Regions from separate parts of the Homo sapiens genome. Here region 1 is linked to region 2. The links are chromatin loops, found by intact Hi-C in ENCODE. Cell type or tissue: heart right ventricle. All regions are shown on one strand. Links, peaks and the distances in the headings refer to the core of each region. The heading gives the core; the rest is flanking DNA.

Evidence for each region. Peaks named below come from ENCODE experiments on the same cell type or tissue, not always from the same donor. Only the 100,000 strongest peaks of a DNase experiment are listed, where the experiment ranks them.
Region 1: it touches region 2 in a loop (1.9-fold over the local background); 1 of 110 quality-filtered maps calls a loop at or near these places.

Annotation. Positions count from the first base shown.
Region 1 is chr5:66,522,974-66,527,382 of GRCh38, forward strand. No RefSeq gene overlaps it. Among named protein-coding and RNA genes, the nearest start is that of LINC02229, 14 kb to the left of the region's middle. In heart right ventricle, for the core only: no CTCF peak of the experiment used is centred there; no DNase peak of the experiment used is centred there.
Region 2 is chr5:66,578,325-66,582,733 of GRCh38, forward strand. No RefSeq gene overlaps it. Among named protein-coding and RNA genes, the nearest start is that of MAST4, 16 kb to the right of the region's middle. In heart right ventricle, for the core only: no CTCF peak of the experiment used is centred there; a DNase peak (open chromatin) is centred at 2,497; H3K27ac peaks cover 2,086 bases.

The DNA.
Region 1 (4,409 bases), core at 146-4,145, 55 kb before region 2:
TGGGATTGAGTCAGAAAATAATGCAAATATTGAAATATATGCTAGTTTCCAGTTATTTTTTAAACACAATAGAATGTGTGAGGCTTAACTTTTCACAAAAGTCAAAGCAATCATAAACTGTTAAATAACAGATTGCCGCATTTTAAGTTCTTATACCATTCTCACCCACCCATGTTAAACCTTCCAATTTACATGATAAAATCAGCCTCTATTTCAAAATGAACTTTTATGCTTGCAGAGAGAAGCAGAAAATCACTTTCACAATCCAGAAAAGGTCAATTCAGCACCACAAATGGAAAGGACAATAACTGATAACTGCTTATAATGCTCACACCTCAAGTGAAAAGCAATATCTAAAGAATACATTTTATGTAATTTTAAAACATCTATTGAGCAATTCCTGGCTATAAGACAGTATGCTAAGTTCTATAGTTGATTCACAAAGATGAATGAGTCATAGTCTTTCCTATAGACAATTAAACATTTTTCAGAAATTTATAATTATCTATTATTCAAAGCAGAGTCCTACCTGATATTAAGATATATATTATAAAGGGATAGTACAATACAAAAGTGTGTTGCTTGTCAGGAACAGGCAAATGACCCAATGAAACAAAAAAGAAAGCCCATTAAAAGACTCATAATTCCCCGAAAACTTGGTATATAATGAGGTGACATCCCAAATCAATCTAGAAAGAAGGGGTTAGTCCATAAATTATCCTGGGACAAATGGCTTTCCACCTGAAAAACTGAAATTGATCTTGCACATCGAGTAGAATATATAAACCAAATGTAAAAAGTAAAATCACAAAGTTAATGAAAAAAATGAGAGAGAATGCCTTTGTGACTTAAATTAAGAATCTCTTAAATGAGACTTAAGAAAGCATAAACCCCCCCAAAAATTAATGGGTTTGTATCAATATTAAAGATTTCTGAATAACAACAGGAACCATCAATAGAGTTAACAGATGAGTAACCTTCTTTTTTTTTTTTTTTGAGACAGAGTCTTGCTCCGTCGTCCAGGCTAGAGTGCAGTGGCATGATCTTGGCTCACTGCAACCTCCGCCTCCCGGGTTCAAGTCATTCTCCTGCCTCAGCCTCCTGAGTAGCTGGGACTACAGGCACGTGCCACCACACCCGGCTAATTTTTGTATTTTTAGTAGAGACGGGGTTTCACCATGTTGGCCAGGATGGTCTCGATCTCCTGACCTCGTGATCCGCCCGCCTCCACCTCCCAAAGTGCTGGGATTACAGGCGTGAGCCACTGCGCCCAGCCTACAGATGAGTAACCTTCTACGAAAAGATATTTATGGCATCTAAAATGGACAAATGGTTAATAAACAGCATATACGAGTAATCCCTTATTCAGGTCTCTACCCAAATATTACCGCCTCAGAGAAGACTTCCTTGAGTTTCTGAACACCGCTGCCTCCTTACTGTCTATTCCTTTAACTTACTTTATTTTTCTTCATAACACCTATCAAACCCCAACATCATATTATATGATTATTTGTTCATTGTTCTTTCCCTTCCCTAATAAATTCTAAGCTCTATGAGGTAAAGGGTTTTTATCTGTTTTGCTGAATTTATTGTCTTAGCACCTAGAACAATGCCTGACACACAGTACATGCTCAATAAAAATTTGTTAAAAGTGAGTGAACAAACTTCTGAAAATGGACAATCCCACAGAAAAGCATCAAAAGACAAGTATAGGCAATTCCAGGAGGGGGAAATCTAAATGGCAAATATATGAGGAGATGGTTAGTCTGACATCAAAAAATGTAAATGAAAAGAAGCTTGAGAAAGCATTCTATGTCCACCAGATGGGCAAAAATTCAAAAGTCAGAAAATAAAAAGGGAAGTGAGCAAGTGGAACCTCCTAAACACTGCTAGTGGGAATGTAAATTGGTACAGCCATTCTGGAAAGTCATCTGAAAGCATTCAATAAAACTGAGTGTGTACATATCCTACAACCCTAATTACCCCACTCCTGGATGTATAACCAGAATAACTCTCACACTGATCCAAGAGGGGTAATGTATGCAGATGTCTATGGAAGCATTGTTTGAGGTAGCAAAACACAGGAAACACTCTACATGTACTTTAGTAAAAGACTGAAACAATATAATATGGCAAGTGTATTCAATGGAATATTATGCATCAGTCAGATGTAACAAACTAAATTTACACATAACACCATGGAAAGAGATGATTTTCGTTCCTTTTTCCTAATTAAAATAAAGTAATAGAATATTTTAAATATAATGTATTATCTAAAGCCGGTAGACAAAATAAATGGCTCTCTGATGATTGCATAATTTTTCTGAGTCTGTGGCTCTTGGTAGGAAAAAGATTCCTTATTTCTCATAAATACTTTTTTTTTTTTTTTTTTTTTTTTTAGCAATTTTGGGAGCCTAACATCTACTCATCCTAATCAGTTTGTTTATATTCAGGAGACTTATTTTCATCTGCAAATTCTGGTCAGTTTTAGAATCTGTTTAATATCTACCTTGGGGAATGAAGGGCTATCCAGTGCTGTTTCTGGATCTTAATTCACATCGTAGCTTTGAAATTGACCAAAATTTACTACTTCAAGGTCTCTCCAACTGGGAATGTTGTTAAAATGCAAATTTGGATTCATTAGATCTGGAAGGACCTGAGATTCCACATTTCTGAAAAGCTCTAAAGTATGGCTAATGCCATGGATTCTCAGACCACACTTTATGGAAGGGGTTGTTCTTAGGGAAGCTGAGATCTCACCCAGGGTCCAGGACAATCCCTAGATTTATGTACATTTAGCAGAAGATTGCTGAAGGGGCATATGGGGAACTGTAATGTGTGGCTTGCTCCCCAGTGTCAGAGTGGGGAAAGATGAACATGTTACTCTAAAGAGCTCCTGTGTAGGAGGTACTGATGCTGGCTCACACCTGAGCCAACTGCATGCATCTCATCCCAACTCCATGTTTAGTGATATCCCACTGGTATTAATAGCTTGAATCAATATTATTAATATTAATATCTTGAAATCAGTCTTGGGGTCAGTATTTACACTATGAAAATTGGTGAATGCTACAATTTAGGGTTCTCTCCCCAACCCTGCAGAGAGCCAGTCTACCAGTATACCACTCTGACCAGTATTCAGTAGGAAGACCACTACAGATGACCTTGGTGTGGACCCTGAACAGCACAAGTGGGAACTATAATTTCCCACCATGGTTTCTGGCTGTGGTAAGAATCCAATTTTAGAAGAATCAAATAATAACCACCTCTGACAGAGAAACAGAGAGAGTTACATGGGAAAATAGAAAATAGGGCTTTAAAAAGAAAGTTCATTTCCCTACATCCATGTTCCTCACTCCAAGCATGTGTAGGCCAACAGTAAAGGAACATTACACTTGCAGCAAGGGGTCTGCAGCAGGAGCTGATGAACTTTTAAAAACAAATTTGTCATTTTAAGTATTCATATTAAAGTCAGGAAGGGAAAAATAGAGAAAATATATTATTTAGAACAGGAACACTTTCATTAAAGAATTAGTAAATCTTTAGTGTTAGCTAAGAGCACAGAGGAATCAGTGCAGTAACTGGGTAGTTGAGTTCCTATTAAGAAATTCCTACTAAGAAATCGCTTCAACTTATATTTAATGGGTTTAGACAAATTCTGTGCATTTTGGGGGGCCATATTTTCCTAGCTTGTAATGTAAGACTAAAAATAGCTTTCGCTCATCTCACCTCCTCACAAGTTCCATAGCATGTTGGGATAATAAATTAGGTTGAAATGAAAGTTAGGAAATATCTGAAAATGACTTTGATTTAGAAATAAATGCCTATGTACTAGTTATTATTACCTGCAGTCAGAGACTCATGTCTTCCTTGGGTAGATTCAGTCCTAATAAAGCCCAATTGGAAAGTATAGTAAGTATGTAAAAGAAGTAAAGGCTATGGAAATCTCAGTGAGCCACCGCAGGAATGAGAAAAGAGACTGACTAACATCCCTCATCCCAATGATGTGTTGTCATCATTGTTACACTCGTATATTACACAAAAAAGTCCTATATTATAGCCACTAGCTGTGTAATTAATGTCTGTTCAGTGGCCAGCTCAGGGCTTTCATTGCTTCTTCTAGGCATTTATTAAATTAATATTTGCAAACATTTTAGGAGGTTGAACTTTGAGATGCCTTTTCAAGGAACCAGTCTTGTCACATATAATTTATATTCAGATTCAAAATTATAGAAAAACAGCAGTTACAAGAGGCATAAAATATAATCTTAAGTTTGCTAAAAGTAAAAGTAAATGGTAATCATATGTGCCTTCAAAAATATGGGAGACTATTTAACAAATTATTTCTATGGCTCTCTCAGGATGCTGGGATTATGGATGATACTGATTTTCTTTTATATATTTTGCTT
Region 2 (4,409 bases), core at 253-4,252:
TTTGGAAGAAGTATGACTTTTCTGGATGTAGAATACAAAAATTGTTCATTTACTGCTTTGGTTCCATGTATGATGACCTTTTCCATTTTAGTTTTCTATAGCCCTTTTAGAGTTCTACTTTCTGTTAATATTTGTAACTGCTCTTAATATTCTATTATTTTGTGTGTTATATAAACACAGTTAACATAAGGAGGAGAGAGTTCAAATTTCTATCACTTAATTTTTGAAGATCTTGAAAAGAGATGGTTCTTTTATTTAGTTCAGGACTGAAGGTAGGGGGTTTTTAAAAACATGCTGCTGGGCTCCTGAGAGTAAGCCTTATGTCAGCAACCCCTTTATATGTTCGATACATTTTAAGGGGAAGAGAGATCATTAAAGAAAGAAAGTGGTCATGCTCTTCAACTCTATAGTCCTGGGAACCAGCCACAGGAATAATAGTGTTCCAGCCAGAGTAATCAGAGCAGATATGGCTAATAGATTTCAACCTGCGTTGAAATAATAAATGATTGATACGAGCTGCCTGCAGCACAGCTGTGTTAGAAAGGATTTTGAGGCCACATCTGGGTTCATAGGACAAAGTGTGATTAATGATGTCTGCCATGGTTGTGAGAGGAGGTAGTGGTGGTAGCCATGCCATGTATTTTTAATCCCTGAATGATAATCTTTGATGAACAGAACTGTTCATCCATGAGGTTTCCAGATTGCAGTCGGAAGATTATGGGCATATTCGGACAGCATGGAGATAAGATGCTAGTTCTATTTGGGCTGATTTTATTCAACTTGTAGTCAGAATGATTTCCTGACTTGCCAGAGCCAGTAAATTGGAGAATAAAGTATGTAATATCTGTATTCCCACTGCTTAGCTTAAACTTAAACACAGGACCATAATGCATCCCAATACAGGCGCAAATAGGATGTTACACAGAAAATGGGATATTAGGCTGTTTGAATTATCATTTTAATAAAAATCTTGTGTTCTAGAAGGTAGGGATGGATTTCTTTTTACTTGCCTTATTTTATGCTTTGTTTAGTCAACACATGGAAATGTAAAGAAGAGAGTAATATTTACCCATAATGCCTCTGCCAGAGATAAATATTGCTAATATTTTGGTGTGGAACCTTCTAGAGTCTTTGCTATGTATATGTTTAAATCTGTTGGGATTATATCATAGATCCTGTTTATAGCCTAAAGTTTTCATTTAACAGAATTTAGACTTCCTTCTAAGTTAATAAATATGACTGCATTATAGTAGTTAATGGATCAATAATACCATCACTTTGATGAATACCCTTGTATATAAATATTGTGTACTAATTACTTCCTTAGCATAATTTTCTAGAAAAGCATTTGCTAGGTCAAATTTATAAATTTTTGTTTTTATTTTAAGGGCTTTGATACTGTCTTCCAAAAAAGCATTAGCAATATACTTGATAATTCTTGAAGAGTATGACATAAAAAGCCCAATGCATTTGCTAAGATTGCTACTCTGAGAGGAAAAGACAGCCCGAGCTGCCCCATCCACACACCCACACAGTCTCTTTCTCTACTCGATGATATTATATATCTAGATTGTAGAGACCGTAATAATTCACAACTGCAGCAGCCAATTCAGAAGCAGGTATGTGCACTTGGAGCCTATGGAGTGGAATTGGATAAGATCACAGCGGGTTGCTCGATTCTACAGACCAAGCATAGTTCCAGCTGTCCCAAGACTGCTGAGCTTCCCCAAGGAACCAAGCAATTCTGCCTTGTACTTCCTAGGACTTGCTGGGCTCATGCAGACATATTATGCAGATCCCCTGCTTCCTTCTATTGATTAATCTTTGAGGTTACCTGCAAGCCTGTGGAGTTTGAGAGGCTGGGGAATGGAGAGCTGAAGTCTAGAGGAAGACTGGGCTTCAATTTCCTGGGAGCGCTTCCCCTCAAAATGAACATTCTAAGGAGGGTGGAGTTAGTGACCTCCTTCAAGGAAGGCTCCCACTGTCAGTGGGTCAGTTTTATTTTATCCAAATGTCTTTTCTTTTCTTTCTTTCTTTTTTATTTGTATAAATTTAAAGGGTACAAGTACAGTTTATTCCTCCTGAGATGTATCTATCTTTATCCCATTCCATCATTTTATTTTGCCTTTGTCATTTGTGGCATCTGAACAAGTGTTCAGTGTTGCATATAAATATAAAAATAAATGACTCATACATCATAGTTAACAGTATCTATAAAAAGAAGGAAATTAAACCTTAAATAATCTATGCCTATACAATTTAGGGGAAAAAGTTGTTACTGTTTCATTTTCAAATAATAGAATCAGTATTTTGTGATTCTAGCTTCAGAGATTTCATTCTCCCTATAAATTGTTGTGTTGGTACCTTTTTAAAACTAGTAACCAGAGCAACTAGAGCTATCTCTGCACATTGGAATGAAGAGTGAGCTAGAAGGCATGATAGAAGACTGTGAGCTCATGATTTGGAGGGCGAGTTTCCAAACACACCCAGCCTGGAATGAACAGTCATTATCAGTGGTAACGGAGTTTAGTTTCTGACCTAGAAAATCCATTGTGGAAACACACACACACACACACACACACACACACACACACACACACACACCCTTCCCAAGATACTAGATAAAGAGAGCACATTTTCAAATTCCATTTGTTTTCTTTTTTCTTTCTTTTCTTTTTTTTTGAGACGGAGTCTAGCTCTGTCACCCAGGCTGGAGTGCAGTGGTGCGATCTTGGCTCACTGAAAACTTCCCCTCCTGGGTTCAAGTGATTCTCATGCCTCAGCTTCCCAAGTACTGGGATTACAAGTGCCTGCCACCATGCCTGGCTAATTTTTGTATTTTTAGTAGAGATAGGGTTTTGCCATGTTGACCAGGCTGGTCTCGAACTCCTGACCTCAAGTGATCCACCTGCCTCAGCCTCCTAAAGTGGTGGGATTACAGGCATGAGCCACCGTGCCTGGCCCCATTTGTTTTCTAAAAACAAATTTAAAAACTTCTAATTTCTTATTATCAGGCTATAAATAGATTTGATTCCTTTCCTAATATGTGTGGACTATGCTATATTGTTTGGAATTGTGCCATTTAACTTGACTTCTTTTTACAAACATTTTGTAGTTTCATTAAATATTTTTCAAAAATATGACTTTTAATGACTGTATAGTTTTCCACAAAATAGATATCAGATTAATTTGACCAATTTCCAAATTATTTCTTTTTTATTATAATAAATTCTATAATAAACATCTGTATACATAAATCTTTCTATGCATTTCTGATTCTTTTCTTAGGATAAAAATTAGAATTGAGCCAGTCTGAAGAATTTTATCCCATTTATATTTTAACTTATTTTTAAAAATTGAGATTATATTGTATATATAGACTGTCACTCAGATTTTTTGCTTGGCAAGCTGTGGGCATTGTTCCATGTCATGAAATATTTATTGAAAACATGATGGTCTGTTTTAGCGGCCACATGATATGTACCTTTTGAATATACCATTATTGACCCTTTTTTAAAGCCATTTTCCTACTATTGAATAATCCAGTTGTTTCTACTTTTTTGATGTTATAAATATTGCCATTGTGGACATCCTTGCACATATACTTTATTTCATTAAGAAAACGTTCTGTCACAGAGCTTCAACAATTACTGGCACATGGCCATGTGTTTTGCCTATAACTTCCAAATCTCCATTTCCCAGTGGATTATTTTGAAGAAAATAGCCCAGGACATTTTTGTTTCATAAAGTACAATAGGAAAGTGATCATTTGGGGGCAGATAACAGCATTACGGGGTCTTTTTGTTGGACATATCTGAAGTTTTTAACTCGGTAATTTCTTAGAAAAGTCTTAGAAGATTCAGAAGAAGTAGAAAACAACATTGTTAAAAAATGTGATTTTCAAGCAAACACATTGTTCTTAATTTTATATTAGTAAATTTTAGGTTTTGCCCGATTGTCTGAAAAAAAAGGGGTCATCATTAGGATATTCTGGCCAAAGACTGAGATAGAGAAAGTAATTGCTGCCCTTCCTAAATAAGCAAATGTTACCTTCTGAATATCCATAAATGGTAAAAAGAGACAATGCTAAATATAACTAGAAGACATATTTACTTTATAAATTGTGTAAAATGTTCTGTAATTTCACTTAATGCTTTTAGTGCTGCATGTAGGAAGAAAGAGAGGAAATGTGTGGTTCATAGGAGGAGAAAAACTGTTCATTATGATTCTCTAGAAATGCAGTAACAGGCTTTTTAGAGTGTGATGTATCATGTACCCACCCACTCTGAGCTGTGTGAGGGAAATTAAAACTATAAACACATCCCTAAAATATTTAAGTACGTCAGAGATCAGGTATCAGTAACAGACACTCCCCATCCTTAGAATCCAGCCATATTATCGCTGCACAG